Linked DNA regions of Homo sapiens: regions 1 and 3 are each linked to region 2. A link is a loop called in an ENCODE intact Hi-C map of the cell type or tissue named here. Cell type or tissue: endothelial cell of umbilical vein. All regions are shown on one strand. Each heading gives the region's core, and the rest is flanking DNA. Links, peaks and the distances in the headings are about the cores only. Region 1 overlaps APBA1 (amyloid beta precursor protein binding family A member 1). Region 2 holds the start of LOC124902177 (a long non-coding RNA gene). Region 3 has its middle 110 kb from the start of CFAP95.

Evidence for each region. Hi-C counts contacts between places; a loop is a spot of excess contacts. Peaks named below come from ENCODE experiments on the same cell type or tissue, not always from the same donor. Only the 100,000 strongest peaks of a DNase experiment are listed, where the experiment ranks them.
Region 1: a loop joins it to region 2, with 7 times the contacts of the local background. A loop is called at or near these places in 101 of 110 quality-filtered maps.
Region 3: it touches region 2 in a loop (10-fold over the local background); 28 of 110 quality-filtered maps call a loop at or near these places.

Annotation. Positions count from the first base shown.
Region 1 is chr9:69,546,237-69,552,337 of GRCh38, reverse strand. All of the region lies in intron 1 of APBA1 (amyloid beta precursor protein binding family A member 1), which reads left to right. Among named protein-coding and RNA genes, the nearest start is that of APBA1, 120 kb to the left of the region's middle. In endothelial cell of umbilical vein, for the core only: a CTCF peak has its summit at 2,714 (motif pointing right); a DNase peak (open chromatin) is centred at 2,747; H3K27me3 peaks cover 396 bases.
Region 2 is chr9:69,419,939-69,426,039 of GRCh38, reverse strand. It overlaps LOC124902177 (a long non-coding RNA gene), which reads left to right and starts at 3,525. Exons shown (of 2, transcript XR_007061568.1): 1 at 3,525-3,957. RefSeq lists a silencer at 3,273-3,567. In endothelial cell of umbilical vein, for the core only: a CTCF peak has its summit at 3,673 (motif pointing left); a DNase peak (open chromatin) is centred at 3,659.
Region 3 is chr9:69,928,014-69,934,114 of GRCh38, reverse strand. No RefSeq gene overlaps it. Among named protein-coding and RNA genes, the nearest start is that of CFAP95, 110 kb to the right of the region's middle. In endothelial cell of umbilical vein, for the core only: CTCF peaks have their summits at 990 (motif pointing right) and 2,555 (motif pointing right); DNase peaks (open chromatin) are centred at 1,034 and 2,564; H3K27me3 peaks cover 186 bases.

The DNA.
Region 1 (6,101 bases), core at 538-5,537, 130 kb before region 2:
TGGTACGTGTTTTCTAATACTTGAACAGAAAAACACAATGAATCAAGCAAGGTGGAGGACATATCTAGGCTCAGCCTAAATGTAATAATCACCCAACTTGTGAAGATCATCTTGGAGGCAAACACTGGTGCTATCATTTCATTTTTTCCTTTTTAAAATCCTCATGATGGCTGAAAATTTTGTAAACAGCCTCTTCCATTGTCATATTCAAAGCTTTCAGGATACTTTCTTCTCAGTCTTTCCAGCCATATTCCCAACACTTCTGCAGGAACTGCCACCTCCAAGTTTCTGTCCATAGTGAACTGTGTGATATGTCTTTAAAACTCTGAACAGTTTCATGTTGGCCTCTCAGCACAAGTCAGTTCTTCCCCTCCTGTGTGTCTTTCCATCTCAAACCATAGATGCCATGCCTTCTGCAGAGTAGGCATTAAAGTTTTATGGAATTAAGGGAAGTAGAGAAAGAGAAAGCCTGCAACTGTCTGTACAGCGAAGATTAGAAGAAAAAATGAAATGTTGCAGATTTACCATTTCATGGTACACAGGTTTTGCACTGATAGAGATTTCATGGAACCTTTCAACAGCCTTGTTTCTCCTTGCCTTCAAACTCCATGATACAGAGTAATTAGGATTTTCGTTCCAGCAATAAAAAAGTTCACCCAGACTTCTTTTGTAATAAAATCATGTAATATTGGCAGAAAAAATACAGAAAACAAAGAGATTGGTCCTGAAATTCCATAAGCTAATGTTTACAAAGTAAACAGATTATTTTACTTTTTTTTTTTTTTGAGGCGGAGTCTCACCCTGTCACCCAGGCTGGAGTGCAGTGGCATGATCTCAGCTGACTGCAACCTCCGCCTCCCGGGTTAAAGCGATTCTCTTGCCCCAGCCTCCCGAGTAGCTGGGATTACAGGCGTGTGCCACCACGCCCAGCTAATTTTTTGTATCTTTAGTAGAGACAGGGTTTCACCATGTTGGACAGGCTGGTCTCGAACTCCTGACCTCATGTTCCGCCCACCTCAGCCTCCCAAAGTGCTGGGATTAGAGGCATGAGCCACCGCGCCCAGCCAGATTATTTTACTTTTTAAAATATTGATGTTAAGTTGTGAAGCTACATATGCTGTTACAAGTGACAATGTATAGCAGTGTTAACAAAGCAGCCGTGACCTCATTCCTGGAAATCTGTCACCAAGGCCATCCAAAAAGTATCCATTAAATTACTTTTCCAGATTTTTTCTTGTCCCAAAAATATGTTTAATGAACTTTATCTGAAGGCAGGATATGTCAATACTATTTTTTCTCATAGCTAAGGTTTAACACGCTCCTGATAAGGTTTTAAGATATTCATATAATGTATGTATTTTATGTATATTTACTTATATATTTATACATATATCTATGTTTATACATATCTATGTATGCATATTGATAGACTGTACACATATATCCATGAGATGTCCAATAAATTACTTACACATGGTAGAGGACTGTATGATGCTCCTCTTTGCTCCCACCTCAGGACTTTAGAACTTGCTGTTCACTTTGTATGGAATGCTTTTCCCCAGATAACTACATGCTCACTCTCCCATCTCCTGTATCTTCACCCTTGTTTATTCTCTTTACAGCACTTCTCAGAGCTCACAGGATATGTTTAATTATTTCTATTGTAAACTCCTCAGGGTAAGTTCCATGAGGGCAAAGACCTTGTTCATTTTATTCACTTTATATCCCTCGTGCTTATCACAATGCCATATAATAGAAGCTCACTAAATATTTACAGAATGAATGGATGAATGAGTGACTTAAAGGTAATTTGCTCCAACCCTCTACCATAATACATGATTTCTCTTTGTATTATTTCAAATAAGAACCTACATTAATGAATTAATTGAAGGGCACTTATAAAATAATATGGGAACAAACTGAATACAGAAGAGGTAAAAAAATAAAATAAAGGATGACTGAATTGATTTGAGAAAGAGGATGAGAAAAATTCCAGAGAGCATTTAAAAGGAAAGGAGGAAGAAGAACTCAATCTAACTCATGTTTATATCATGGAAAGAAATTGCATAATTTTCCATCAAGTTTATTATTTTTATCACTGCATCCCTAAGTTAATATGTGCACAACACTTTACAGTTACAAGTACAGTTTATAATAAAACAGCTAAATAAATGAAAGCAAGCTGCATGAGGACTGATGAGAATATATCATGAACCAAAAGATTATAAGGTCCAATACAGAAAACACTGTACATATCTCATCTAATTTAGACCTCATAACAATCATAGAAGTTAAGTGGAACTGGTATTATTCCCATTTTTCAGATGTAGAAACTGAGTCTCAGAAACTTTAAATGATGTGCCTCAAATTTGCACATATTATGTATACCAGACTCCAGATTCTGTGCCATATCTTTAGGATCGAAAGCCTGTACTAAATGATTGGAAAACTCAGTTCCAATTTTTCAGCAATCCTGGGAAATAAGTTAGAAAAATATGAATTAGAAAATTATATCTCCTCTGTCCCAATGTAAGCCTTCTTTCCGTGTTTCTATCCACCTCAAAGTATTCCTTTTTTGAAAAAGTTACGATTTGTTTTAAAGGTCCCCTACTTTTATTTTTTCTTCTTCCTCGGACACTTTATAACTATTGATTGAATTGATATGAATCGAATTTTTCGGATGTAAAAGGTTCTTCACTGTGCAGTTACCCTCTTTTACCACGAGAGGTCACCTACAGGCCAGTGAGGCCGAGGGGTTTTGAGAAGTCGTAGACGAACTTGAGAGTTAAAATTCATGGGCCATGTCATGATTCTGATAGAGTGTGAAGTTGGTGACTCATAGGATCGAAGTGGCAAAAAGTGAAATATGTGGGTTTTGAGACAACTTTGGGTGAAAGTGGGGCAGAGGGCAAGACGACAAAAAGTGCAGAGGCCTCGGCTGGCTGTGTATCCTCTCTACGACATTCTTAAACAGTGTTCTAAGCACCTATAGTGTCCCAGGCATGGGCTTAGTGTTTGGAGAATGACAGTAAGGCTACAGCCTCTCCTCCCCAAAACCCACATCTAGCAGGGTGACTGACAGCCAGCCCACTCTTTACATCCACTAATGTGCCCTGTCCTTTGCTTTAGAGATGAGATTGCAAAGTGAGAGCCTGCAACGGCCTTCCCCTGGATTTGTTTGGCGTTGGCGCTTGTGCTGTTCTGTAACTACTATATATTGCTTTTTCTTCTACCTGGCTTGCTTCACTCATTTGCATCATCTGTGTGGCCCTGTAGACATTTGAGTCTGTCCCTGTGATTTCCCTGCATGCCCATCATGAAGACTAGCCCTACCCGGCCTTTGCTCTTACTCTAAGAGGTCTGGTTCCCACCACCCCGGGCATTTCAGGGCTTCAGCTGTCCTGCTGCCTCAGCAGCTGCTTCTGTAACAAAGTAGATGTCAGCTACTTCAACTCCAGATGAGATCCGAAGTCAAATGAACTTGTTTGCCTCAAAGAGAAGAACAAAGGGGCTTTGTGGGGAGGAGGGGAGCATTGCAACCAGTTAATGAGCAGAGTGTTCAATCTAGAGCATGTCCAACATGGCCAGCCCTGAGGGCATGTGTGACCAAATGGCATTGGTGCAGGCAGCCTCCAACAGCACATAACCATGTTCTTTCTCTTCCAGGGTTTCAGTCCTTCCCCATCTTTTCCTTTTTCTTGCTTACCTCCTGAGCACCCTATTGCCTTTTACCCTTTAATGGCCTCCAGTCCGTTAATTTGTCAGAAACTGTTTCTGTGCAGGTAAGGAGACATTTCATTTATTAGCTTGCTTAAAGCTATGAAGAATATTTCGGAAGAGCTTGCAGCCTCTGCCAACCCACTTATATTAGTTTCCTATTGTTGCTGTAACAAATTACCACAAACGTAGTGACATAAAACAACAAAAACCTATTATCTTAAGGTTCTGTAGATGGGAAGCTGACACAGGTCCCATGGAGCTAAAAGCAAAGCGTCGGCAGGGCTCTGTCCTTTCTGGAGGATCTAAGGGATGATCCATTTTCTTACTCATTCAGGTTGGCAAAATGTAGGTCCCTGAGGTTGTAGGACTGAAGTTTCCATTTCCATGCAGCTGTGGGCTGAGGGTCATTCCCAGCTGCTTGCATTGCTTGGTTTATGTTCCTTTCTCCCGTCTTCCAAGTCAGCAGCAGGAGAGGGGATTGTGCCAAGTCCTCCTCATGTTTTGAATCTTTCCTCTTTCTTTGGTCCCATCTCTCTGACACAGTTGGAAAAGATTCTCCATTTTTAAGGACTCATGATTAGGTTGGGCCACCCAGATGATCCAGGATAATCTCCCCATTTTAAGATTCATCCTCTTAATTAGGTCTACAAAATCCCTTTGTAATGTAAGGTAACATCTGTACAAGTTCTGGGACCCAGGGTGTGGACATCTTTGGAGGCCATTTTCCACTGACCACACCACTGAACCCATCTCTTGGGTTGGTAGGAACCCCAGGTGGTGGTTGTGTTGGAAACCAGACATGGAGTAGACTGCTGAGTAAAGCACTTGACTGAAATGGGGAAAGCTTGGATCTTCTTCCAGCCTTGAAGTCATGGCACTGGCCAAGGCAGTGGGGCTTTGGTTCTTTTAGGGTATCACCAATATGTCTAGCATTAAACTATCTTAAAAATGGACAATTAATACAATTGCCTCAAATTCTAGTAATCAGCATTTTCAGTGGCTAGTGTAAGAGAGACCTATTCAATATGCATTCTTCCTTTCTTCATTACTAAGAGAACCCAGATTTTATTTGGGGTAGCAAGGTGTCCAGCCAAACAACAACCCTGGTTCTAAGTTTTCCTTGCAGCTAGGGGTGGTCAGTGTGACACATTTCTGGTTGAGGAGATATAAATGGAAGTCACTAGATGGGGATTCTAGGGAAGCTCTCTAAAAGAAGCTGACTGCTGAAATGCACCTTCTTTACCTATGCCCTGTCCCTGTTGCCTGCCTGGAATACAGACACGTGGCAGGCACTGAGGCTGCCATCTTGGAAATGTGGGAGTCAAGCTCTAAGGATGGCTGACTGGAGAGCTGGAAAGAGCTGAGTTGTTCCGTAACAGTATTGTAAAACTCCAGTACCATCCTTGGACTGTCCCCCTCTGGATTTCTTTTGTATGAGAGAACAATATTGAGGGCGTGAGAGAAGAGGGGTTGCCCTGTTCTTAAGCAACTGAATTTAATTCCTCACTGGTCTCTGTACTCCGACAATTGATTCTCAATCTAAAGACTTACAAGATTCATAAGTGTCTTCTAGCAACAGGAAATAACCTGTGAAAAAGGAACTTTCTTAATACTAAATTTAGCCCTAATAATTTCAAAACAGAAGTAGTTTTAAATGTATGCGTAACACTTTTAAACTGCCGTAGCTTTTTCACATATGTGATCTCATTTTATCATTGCAGTAACTCTATAAAGTAGGTGGGTCAGAAGGGTGCATATCAGCATTGCCTTCATTGACACTTCAGGAAACTGAGGCACAAAGAGCTTCAGCAGCCTCTTAAAGATCCTAAGTTATTGTTTATATCTTTTAACTCTAAACCATTTGCTCTCTCCTGCTCCTTACTTTAAGATTTATTCCCTAATGTTATATATTATAAGAAACATAGTTTATGATGTTTTTTCTTTTGCCCACCATGTGTATTTAACATGGAAAAATGATAAAATTAATCTTTGCAAAGTATCTCTCCCCCCAGAAATGGGCAACTTACTTAAGCTAGTTCTAGTTAAGGAGGAATTGGTCACACCTATAGAAAGACCTCTCAGAAAAGAGGATGGCCAGACCCTAGGAATGGATCTGTGACCGTGGAAGCCATTAGGGGGCAGCGCCCTCTTGGTTATCTTACTCCCTCCAGTTTTCTTGGTCTTCCCTAATTAAATCATGGCAGCTCAGGCAGAGTCCCTGAGTGGGAACAGTTCCTACAGAAATGGAACTGTGGGCAGGAAAAGCAACCCACAACATATCTCTGGCAGTTATTTCCCCAGCACTGAAGTAGACTGACCTCCGCATCAGAATAACTCGCTCTGCTACTGTTGTGAATGCTCTGATCAGAAGGATTTCAGAT
Region 2 (6,101 bases), core at 782-5,781:
TTTTGGCACCAGGGACCAGTTTCATGGAAGACAGTCTTTCCAGAGACCGGGTGCCACGGAGGGGGATGATTCAAGCACATTATATTTATTGTGCACTTTATTTCTCTGATTGTTATATAATGAAATAATTATACAATTCACCATAGAATTGTATAATTATACAGTTCACAATTCTATGGTGAACTGTATAATTCAGTGGGAGCCCTGAACTGGTTTTCCTGCAACTCAATGGTCCCTTCTAGGGCTGATGGGAGACAGTGACAGATCATCAGGCATTAGATTCTCATAAGGAGCCTGCAACCTAGATCCCTCGCATGCACAGTTCACGATAGGGTTCACACTCCTATGAGAATCTAATGCTGCCGCAGATCTGACAGGAGGCGGAGCTCAGGCGGTAATGTGAGCCAGCGACGGCGAGCGGCTGTAAATACACATGAAGCTTTGTTCACTTGTTGCTCGCCTCCTGCTGTGTGGCACAGTTCCTAACAGGCCACAGACTGGTACCAATCTGTGCACACCTCTAAAGTGCACACCTCTTCCACACAGGTTGTGTCCCCAGCCGCCTGCAGCCACCATCTCCCCAGCCAGCAAGCTCCTGAAGCATCCAGCAACCATCCTCCTCACCCTCAGAGGAAGGGAGGGGCACCCCTGGCTGTCTCTCCCCTGCCCATCCCAGAGCCATTGCTTCCTATTATCTCTCTCACCACCCACAGCACCACACCTTCTGCTGGTCCGGTCCCTCGGCCACATGTAGATAAGACGTTACCAGCACCCAGTTCAGTGTGTGGGGAGGCAAGTGGAGGGCACAGGCCCCCAGCCTTCACAGTGATGCTCTTGGGATTCGCCTCCCTTGACGAGGTCAATATTCCCTTGCCTCCCAGAGTGGAGTGGCGAGTAAGTAGCTCCTTTCCTGAATTCTGCACCCATCCCCCGCCAATGACAACACCCCTCTCACATCACCAGGATGACGGTGGGAAGACAGCTGGTGGGAGGGTCTAGTCTTTGAACTGGCACCTCTCAGCAAGCTCCCTGGAAGTCTGTCTGTCCCACAGGAGACCACAGTCCCCTGATGGATGGTATCTGCCTGTGTGGGTGTGGTCTGCCCCCACAGGCAAGGCTGCTCCTACCATAGACTATACCTTAGCTTCCCCCTCTTGGCTTTGATCTTAGATGAAATTGCAGAACTAGAGAAAAAAACCATTTAACCACCTTGATGCACATAGAACCACTTTATTTAGGTCTTTCTTCTATAATTTTTGCTTAAACTGTGATCCTCAGAGTTCCTTAAACCCTCTGAGCTTGTTTCCTCATCTGCAAACTAGTGTTTATCTCAGGGAGACCGTGTGAGGATAAGCTAACACATAGAAAGCTTTCAGAATGTGCATGGCGCATAGTGGTTGCTGAGGAAGTACTGGCCGTTCCTGGGGCCCAGCAGATCCAGGTCCTCATAAGCTTCCTGGAATTTCCAGACCCCCTGGGTACACCAACGGGAGCCACAACTCAAGAGGCTCCGCACGCACTTGCATGGCTTAGTGCAGGTCGCCCCCAAACACCCGAAGTCCTAAACTACTGATGTACTGAATTTCATCCAAAAGCAGATTTTAGCCCCTGGGAAAAACTTCTAGATGCCAATGCATACTTTTTTAAAAGTTAAAAAACATAACTCCCATAACAAAGATGGAATGAACACATATCAGAGATTTATTAATCATTAATGATGAAACAAGTAAGATGGTAAAGCTGGTCCAAAAAGTATTTGGAGGACCTAAGTATTTATAGACATTTTTAAAAGAATGTTAGAATAAAATTACTAGGTTTGAAGTAAAACCGGTTGCGACTGGGCATGGTGGCTCACACCTGTAATCCCAGAACTTTGGGAAGCCGAGGCGGGTGGATCATCTGAGGTCAGGAGATTGAAACCAGCCTGGCCAACGTGGTGAAACCCCACCTCTACCAAAAACACAAAAATTAGGCATAGTGGTGGGCATCTGTAATCCCAGCAACATGGGAGACTGAGGCATGAGAATCGCTTGAACCCAGGAAGCGGAGGTTGCAGTGAGCCGAGATTGCACCACTGCACTACAGCCTGGGTGACAGAGCGAGACTCCGTCTCAACAATAAAATAAAATAAAACAAAACTGGCTAATGTCCTTAAGGCAATACAATTATAACCTTTAGGGTTATCTTTCTACCAAATAGAAATCATTTGCATCTCTAGTTGTGGGCAGGAGGAGGGCAGTTGGTTGGTAATTAGTGCTCTGCAGAAAAAATAAAGCATGGACACTGCCCTCCAGCCTGGGCAACAGAGCGAGACCCTATCTCAAAATAAATAAAATAAAATAAAATATAAAAGCATGGAACAAGAATTGAAAGCAGGGGCCAGGTGTGATAGCTCACACCTGTGATCTCAGCACTTTGGGAGGCCAAGACAGGGGGATCATTTGAGCTCAGGAGTTCCAGACCAGTCTGGGCAACATAGCAAAACCCTGTCTCCACAAAAAAAAATAAAATTAACTGGACGTGGTGGTGCAAGTCTGGAGTCCCAGCTACTCAGGAAGCTGAATTGGGAGGATTGCTTAGGGCTTGGGAGGTCAAGGCTTCAGTGAGTTGAAATTGTGCCACTGCAATCCAGGCTGGGCAACAGACTAAGACCTTGTCTCAAAAAATAATAATAACAATAATTGAAATCAGGAGTTCAAACAGGTATTTGTACATCCCTATTTATGGTAGCATTATTCACAACAGCCAAAAGACAGAAGCAACCAAAGTGTCCATCGATGAGTGGGTCAACACAACATGGTACAGGCACACAGTGGGATATTATTCAGCCTTAAAAAGGAAGGAAATTCTGGCACATGCTAGCATAAGGGTTTATCGCTACTGGAAGGACATTATGCTGAGTGAAATAAGCCAGTCACAAGAAGATAAATACTGTATAATTCCACTTACATGAGATACCTGATGTAGTCAAATTCTTACAGACAGAAAGTAGAGGAGTGGAGGAAATGAAGAGTTATTGTTAAGTAGGTACAGAGCTCCAGTTTTGCCAGAAAAAGAGAGCCCTGCAGACTGATTGCACAGCAATGTGAATGTACGCTACACTACTGAACTATGCACTTAAAAATAGCTAAGATGGGAAATTTTATGTTATATGTATTTAACTATATTCTTATTTTAAAAATTAATGGTTAAAATAGTACTTTTTATGTTATGGTATATTTTACCACAGTTTTCTTTAATGTTTTTAACTAAAGCTTAGAATGAGTTTGGGGGTGGCTATTTTATGTAGGTTGGTTAGGAATGCCTCATGAAGAAGAAGTGAGGGAGGGCCCTGTGGATGCCTTAGGGATGCGTGTTCCAAGCTAAAGGGACAGCAAGGACAAAGGCCCTGAGGCCAGGCCTCTCTGGTAGGGCGTGGAGGCTAAGAAAGGAGAATTCAAGTGGCTGAAGATGCAGCCAGCAGGCAGAGGGTGGTGGTGGGAGATATAGGCGGTTACAGGAGCTTTGGTGCTACACACACACACACACACACACACACACTCACTCACATACACTTAATTGCTAATTGCTTCCACACTATCACACTCAACTCACACTCCACCTCCTCTGCGCCCTCCCCAGCAGACACCCGCTTCAGGAACCAAGTTGGTAAGAGCTAGTATTTGGCGCCCTCTGGTGGAATTACATGAGAAATGCCAAATCCAAATAACTGCCAAGATTCCCAGGCGATTGAGGGAAGGAGGAGCCTTGGCCACCCATCCCAGGCCCCTTGTTTTCCAGATAAGGAAACCAAAGACCCCAAGAGGGGTAGGACTTGCTGGAGACTACACAGCGAGCAGGCAGCTAGAACCTCACTCCCTAGCTCCCAGGCTAATGCTCCTTTGTATGATCCCAGCTGCTGACAGACAACAACGCGGACCTCATCTTCCTACTGGCCAGACCCAGGAGGCCCTGGAGGTAGGCTGAGCACACTGCTGTGACCCCAGTTCTCAGGCTAGCTCCAGAGTCTTTGTGACAGTGGCGCGGCAAGCAGCATAGATAACTGCTGCCTTCTAGTCCCTTCCTCCAGCTGGGGAGAAGCCATTCCTAGAAGGCTGAGGCTACCGCTGCGGGAAGTGGAAGGCGGAAGGCGGAAGGCGGGAAACAACCTCATTCCTACCCTGGACCCCCTTATCCAGGGTCTACTCCACATTCTGCTCCTATTGTCAGTCTCAGACATAGCACAACTGACCAGCTACTTACTACCTTAACCACCTCTTTCCCCTCCACTAATTGGAGTTTCTTATGGGCAGGAGCCAAATCTCCCTTGACTTTCTAGTCACCGTGGGTTATAATTAAAAGAGGAGTCACAGACCGGGTTCAAATTACAGCTTTCCTACCAATTGTCACTGTGTGATCTTGGCAAGCTACTCAACCACTCTGCTCCTCCAGTTCTTCACCTATGCGATGGGCACAGCTTGGCTCAGTTGTTCTAACCATTAGTGACTCTGTCCTTGAACATTTAGCATGTGCAGTAGACACAGTCATTGAGTACAAGGTACAGAACTAGTCCTGGAGGGGAAGGGTCCGGGAGCTTTTCTCAGAGCGAGTGAGATCTTTGCAGGGTTTGAATATACTACAGGAGTTTTCCAGGTCCCATGGTTGAAAAACAGCTTTCCATGCAGAGGCAAAGAAACCTGGAACAACAGGGTGAGGAGATCCCCACCTAGCACAGAAGCATCAAGCAAGCATGGTGGCGTTCCATCAAGTCAACTTAACTAGGCTAGAACTTTGTTTTCCAGACTTCCCTCCCTGTATGATTCCAAATGAGGACTGCAGGAGAGGTTTAGGTGAGATTTGGAGGGCAGATAGGAAGCGTCAGCCAAAATGCACTGTGGGTCCCGGCAACACCAGGGGCTGTCGCAGCTCATACACGTTGTCGATGGTCTGCTGGCTTGCACCAGCGGCTCAGAGAAGCAGCCGGTCGGCAGCTCCTCCAGATTCTCCCTCAGTATCTCTGAGACCTGGGCCAGGTGTGAGTGGGACTAACTCCTCCTGCAGGTCCCCACATCACTGCAGTGGGAGGCAGGTAGGACAGAACTCTGTCCTCATGGGTTCCAGTTCTACCTGCTCTCCCCCCATTCACTTGAGCTTTTCTTTATGATGGCAACCAGCTCTACCACACCCAGAGCCACAGCCTCCCACAGTGTAGCATGTCAGAGCTCCATTCATTCACCAGTATTATGAGTAACATCTTTGGCGATTCACATAGGAGTCAAACATTTATTTGTAGTCTGGTTTGGTGACACTATTCTTGGTAACAGAATTAGAAAAACTGATTGTGAGTTTGCAGGAAATACCAAGTCATACTGAAGTTATAGGTGGGTGGCATTTGCAATAAAGATTAGTGAGGCGGGGCATGGTGGCTCACACCTGTAAACTCAGAGCTTTGGGAGGCTGAGGCAACAGGATCATTTGAGCCTAGGAGTTGAAGACCAGTTAGGGCAACAGTGCAAGTCCTCCTTCTCTACAAAAACATAAAACATTAGCCAGACATGGTGTCACGTGCCTGTGGTCCCAGCTACTTGGGAGGCTGGGGCAGGAGGATTGCTTGAGCCCAGGAGTTTAAGGCTGCAGTGAGCTATGATTGCACCACTGCACTCCAGCCTGGGCAACAGAGTGAGTTTCTACCTGCACCCCCCCCAAAAAATGAGTGAATATATTATTATTATTTGTAAACTGTGTGTTACACATTCTTTATATCAGGTAAATAAGCACAGATGCACACTCATAGTTTCCCCCCCAGAGAGCTGGTTGTTAAACACTTACCAGCACACCTGCTGTGGCCAGCTTCTCAGCTACTTAAGCAATTTCTAAGCTTTCTTGTGGAGGGGTGGCCTAAAAATATTACTTTTATTACTAAATAAAATAAGCAATCATCTTTTTATGGTCCATTTGGGAGCACACAGGTCAAATGTCGACATTTTAGTTGTTTGCCACAGCATTAGAAAACAGGCTCTGAAGGTCTCCAGGACCTGCCTTGGCTAAGGGAGAAGAGACAGCATTCCAAGTGACACCTGAGGTCGCCTCCAGTGCAGTGGCCTCACAGGACACACAGTAGG
Region 3 (6,101 bases), core at 458-5,457, 510 kb before region 2:
CTATGAAGACGTTTTTTGTAGGACATAATAAATGTATTCCTCTTCAAAAGTTTAACCTGTTAACTACCTTGTTCTCTGTTCTCAAACCCAACTTTCTTGTTCTCCATGCATCCTTGCCACTAGTTACTGTAAACAACTTTCCCGTCAGTTCTAATCAATAACTCACATCTGTTCCCTTGGATACCCACTGTGCACCCATTCCTCCCACCAAAACCGCATGTCCCACCACTGTAACTCACATTCCCCTTCCCTTCCTTATTTGGGAAAATATTCACAAATAGCCAACCAGGTCAGTTTAGATTATGCAGTCTGACCCCAGCCCATGGGGGAGTGACACAGAGGTAGTGATTGCATTAGGAGTAAAAATCCCTGCTTTCCTCTGTTCAGTGTGCTCTTGCAATCGTGATTGACGTGAGCAGCACCCTTCTGTTGAAATAAGTTGCCTTGCTGAGAAAACTTTTGCCTGAGTGCTGGTTTCACTTTGCAGCACTGATCATTTATCTCCAACAAATATTGGGGCTCGTCCAGGATTCCCATTCTCCTCTGGGAACGGGGTCTCCTGTCACCTTTCATGAGGAGCATCCCACTGTCTCATTGCAGTGGCCTCAGGGTGAGGGATCAGGACCCACCCAGCGCAATGAATAAACCCAGACTCTCAGCAATGCAGGGAGAAAAAGGCTTGCAACAGCACAGAGACCAGGTAACTCTGTGCACAGGCCAAGGTAAGAAATGTCACTGGAGTGACAAAGTATTTCCTTGGTGGTCGGGATATTCTGGAGGTTGAAAGTGTGTGTGGATGATCACAAGCACTACTGCTGGCAGTGTGCTTGTGTGGATGGTACTAAGCACTACTGCTGTGCAGAGTGAGTGGTTCCTATCTGCGGTTCCGTGGTCACCTCATATGGCTTAGGGAGCATCCTGCTGTGGGGTTTATACTGGCACACCAATGTTAAGAGGGACCTAAATTCCCCTCAGGGAAGCGGCCAGAGTGGACACAGTGAAAGAAGGGTACAAGGAGCCTCCAGCAGGTGGGGCTAAAGGATAGGCAAGAAATCTCTAATATGAGGGATTGAGTCTCAATAAGCCTCCAGAGAAGGATAGGCAAGAAATCTCTAATACGAGGGATTGAGCCTAACTAGGACTCAACATGGGAAATACCCCAAGCAAGACAGGGAGTAAAAGGGATAAAGATAGCAATAAAGATATTCCCTCTGATAGTCCCCTGGGTCTCATGTTAAAATATTGGAAAGATAATGAGAGGACTAAACAAAAAGAAAAAGCAACAAATGATAAAATATTGCGGTTTTATTTGGACTCAGGGACCCATCCTCAAACCCTCAATCTTCTGGCCGATGTTTGGGTCAAATGAGGATGTGGTGTGTCAACTTCTGATTTAATATGTAAATGATAAAAGCCTGGTTTCTCAAGAAGAACTGGATTGTGCTCTTTGTTTGGAGTCAGGGACCCATTCTCCTTTTTCCTTAAAGACAACTAGGGAAAAACTCAATCTAGAATCTCAAAATGAAGAGTCAGAAAAGCCAGTTCCTGTGCCTAAAGACTCCAGCATATAGGATCCCCTAGACCATCTTCCCCCACTCAGTGCCCCTAACCCTTCCCCTCAGGCAGCTGCTGCCATCCTAGATCCTGATCCAGATCCTTCCCCTGCTCACATTATGCCTCCTCCTTACAATCCTGATTCTTGGGAACCATCCCATGAGCCTGTTACTTCTCAGCCCCAGTACCCTTCCCTAAAAGGACTCCAACATGATATAGAACAATGGAGAAATGCTATCCAAAATTTCCCATTTCCCTCTACATCTAAGGAGTCAGCCCCAACTCTCTTCCCCTTAAAGGAGGTGCCACAAGAATGGGGAGCTATTGGCTTTGTGAATGCTCCCTTAACCAGTTTGGAGATCCAAACTTTGACGAAGGAACTTAAGCCATTGTTTGATGACCCTTATGGGTGGCAGATCAAGTTGATCAATTCTTGGGACCTCAATTATACACTTGCGTTGAGTTAATGTCCATCCTAGGCATCCTCTTTTCGGGGGAAGAAAGAAGCATGATCCATAAGCCTGCTATGGTAATTTGGGAACATGAACACCCTCCCGGTAAAAACCTTCCTACTGCAGATCAGAAGTTTCCCACCCAAGACCCCTGGTGGGACAATAATAATGTGGCTCACCAGGAAAATATGCAAGACCTAAGGGACACGATAATAAAAGGAATTAGGGAATCAGTACCCCGAACCCAAAAGCTCTCTAGAGCACTTGATTGTTGTTTCATAACAGGAAAAAGATGAGGGGCCTATGAAATTTCTAGACAGACTAAAGGACCAAATGAGACAATATGCAGGCCTAAATTTAGAAGATCCCCTTGGACAGGGAATGTTAAAGCTCCATTTTGTCACTAAAAGTTAGCCAGATATTTCGTTACAAAAATTAGAAAATTGGGAAAACCAACCTCTGAGTGAACTCCTTAGGGAAGCTCCAAAAGTGTACGTAAAGAGAGACAAAGAAAAGCAAAAACAAAAGGCAAAACTCATGTTATACACTTTCCAGCAGGTGGCTCCAAACCCACACATTTCTAAATATAGCTTCCAGGGGGCCAGAAACTATAAAGGGTCCAGATCTCTGTTTAAAGGACACAAGCCTCCATCTAGAGGACCCCGCCCCTCATCTACCAGACCATCTAAAAAATATGGGGGAGCAAAGCTAAAGAATCCCAGGATTGAGACAGTGGAGAGACAGGATAGGTACTACAAATGTGGAACAGCAGGCCACTTCAAGAGAGAATGTCCTGAATTGCAAAGGCAGAAAGAAGCCCTACCACTCATGACTTTTGAGGAAGAATAGGGGAGTCAGGGGCTCTGTCTCTTTTGCTTCGAATCCCACCAGGAGCCCTTGATAAATTTAGAGGTGGGACCCAAACAGGAGCCTATCACCTTTTTAGTCAATTTAGGAGTGGCTCACTTCTCCATTTGTTTCCCTCCACCTAACATTGCCTGCTCTTCAGAAGAACTTTTAGTCTCTGGGATAAAAGGAGAAGGATTTAAGGCAAAAATCTTAGAAAGTACAGAAGTTAAATACCAAGATTGATTGACTCATATCCAATTTTTATTGATCCCTGAGGCAGGAACTAATCTATTGGGAAGAGACTTAATGCTAAAATTAGGCATAGGCCTACAAGTTCACCCTAAAGGATTTCTTGCCTCATTAAACCTACTCACCACTGCAGATGAAAAATACAGTAATCCCAATGTCTGGTCAAGGGAGGGAAACCTAGGGAAACTCCAAATCCCTCCAAGCCACATCAAGCTAAAAACCCACTGGGGAAGTAGTGAGGAGGAAAAAAATACCCCATTCCCCTAGAGGGCAGAATAGGGTTAAAGCCTATAATTGAAAGTCTTATTAAAGATGGACTCCCTTGTACCCTGTATGTCCCCTTATAACACTCCAGTATTGCCAGTCAAGAAAGCAGATGGGACATACTGACTGGTGCAAGATCTTAAAGCCATCAGTCAAATAGTCCAGACTACCCATCCTGTTGTCCCCAACCCATACACCATTCTCAGCAAAATTCCATATAATCATCAGTGGTTTACAGTAATAGACTTAAAGGATGCCTTCTGGGCATGCCCCTTGGCTAAAGACAGCTGAGACACATTTGCTTTTGAGTGGGAGGACCCCCATTCAGGGCAAAAACAACAGTATCAATGGAGTTCAAGGGTTCACAGACTCCCTAAACCTTTTTGGCCAAATCTAGAACAAGTGTCAGAAAAAGTTGTCATCCCAAAGTAGATATGCCTGGTCCAGTATGTGGGTGATATTCTTATATCTGGTGAAGATGTAAAAAAAGTAGCTGACTTCTCTACACATATTCTTAACCATCTGGAATTTGAGGGGCTATGGGTCTCAAAGGGAAAGCTTCAGTATGTGGAGACTGAAGTTAAATATTTAGGCCACTTTTATCAGTGGAGGTAAGTGAAGAATAGGGCCTGAGTGAGTTGAAGGCATCGTGTCCTTATCCCTGCCTCAAACTAAGCAAGGACTCAGAACATTTTTAGGATTAGTTGGATACTGCTGCTTATGGATTGACTCATATGCCCTAAAAAGTAAACTTTTATATGAAAAGCTTACCTAGTGGAAGCTGGACCATCTCCTGTGGACTTCTGAGGAAGCCGATCAGGTTTTTTAGCCTTACCTTCCCTAGAAAAGCCATTTCATCTTTTTGTTAACATAAATAACAGGGTAGCTTTAGGGGTGCTCACTCAAGAACCCAGTGGCCGCTGGCAGCCCATAGCCTTCCTATCAAAAGTTTTACACCCAATACCTGTAGATGGCCTCAATGTTTTCAATCTGTTGCAGCTACAGAAGTATTAGTTGAAGAAACCAGAAAATTAACCTTTGGGGGAAAATTAACTGTAAGCACACCCCACCAAGTTAGAGCTACTTTAAATAAAAAAGCAGGAAGGTGCTCACTGACTCCAGAATCTTGAAATACTGAAATTGAATCTTGAAAAATTAAAATATGAGGCTATTCTACTAGAAAAAAGATGAATTTAACCTTAACTACTGATAATTCACTCAACCCAGCAGGTTTCTTGACAGGAGACCCAAATCTAAAAAGAGAACACCTATGTTTAGATTTAATTGACTACCAAATGAAGGTCAGGCCAGATCTAGGAGAGACCCCTTTCAAAATGGGGCGATGCTTATTTATAGATGGTTCCTCCCAAGTAATTAAAGGAGAAAGGCATAATGGGTATTCAGTAATTGATAGAGAAACTCTTGAAGAAATAGAGTCAGGAAGGTTGCCCAATAGTTGATCTGCCCAAGTTTGTGAACCATTTGCCCTCAGCCAGGCTTTAAAACACTTACAGAACAAGGAAGAAACTATTTATACTGATTCTAAGTATGCCTTTGGAGTAGCACATACATTTGGAAAAATTTGGCCTGAGAAACCTCTTATTAATTTTAAAGGCCAAAATCTTGCCCATGAAGAGCTAATCATCCATGTTTTAAACAATCTCCAGTTGCCAGAAGAAATAGCCATTGTACATGTCCCCAGACACTAAAAAGACTTTTCCTTTACAAGTTGGGGAAATAACCTTGCAAATCAAGCAGCTAAGCAGGCTGCTGTTTCATCTGAAACACCTATCTTTCACTTAACTCCTTGTCTTCCTCCCCCTGCTGCAACCTCTATCTTCTCTGCTGCAGAAAAGGAAAAATTAATAAGAATAGGAGCCAAAGAAAACTCAGAAGGAAAATGGGTGTTACCAGATCAATGAGAAATACTATCCAAACTCGTCATGAAGGAAATCCTGTCCCATCTGCATCAAGGGACCCACTGGGGACCCCAAGCTATGTGTGATGCAGTTCTCAGGGTTTATGGGTGTTCAGGAACTTATACTGTAGCCAAACAGATTAAAGATAGTTGCTTCATATGTAAAAAAAAAAAACCCAACAAACAAGTTACAAAGAAATCGCCCCTTGCGGGGAGGGATCCAGGGCTAAGACCATTCCAAAGTGTTCAAATTGACTACACTGAAATGCCCCCAATCGGTCGCCTAAAGTACTTATTAGTAACAGCAGATCACCTTACTCATTGAGTTGAAGCTATTCCCTTTTCAAATGCAATGGCCAATAATGTAGTTAAAGCATTAACTGAAAAGATAGTGCCCAGGTTTGGACCAATAGAAAATATTGATTCAGACAATGGAACCCATTTCATAGCACATATCATTAAAAAGCTATCCCAAGCCCTAGACATTAGATGGGAATATCATACTCCTTGGCACCCACCTTCCTCAAGAAGAATAGAAAGGATGAATTAGACCTTAAAGAACCACATAACCAAATTAGTTCTAGAGACTCAGTTGCCATGGACCAAATGTCTTCTTATTGCCTTTTAAGAATCTGAGCTGCTCCTTGGAAAGATATTGGCCTTTCTCCTTATGAGATGCTCTAATTGCCTTATTTACACTCCACTGCTGGCATTCCTACATTTGAAACAAAAGATCAATTCCTCAGGAATTATATACTTGGTCTCTCCTCTACTTTCTCTTTTTTTAAAAACCAAAGGTCTCCTAGCACAGGCGC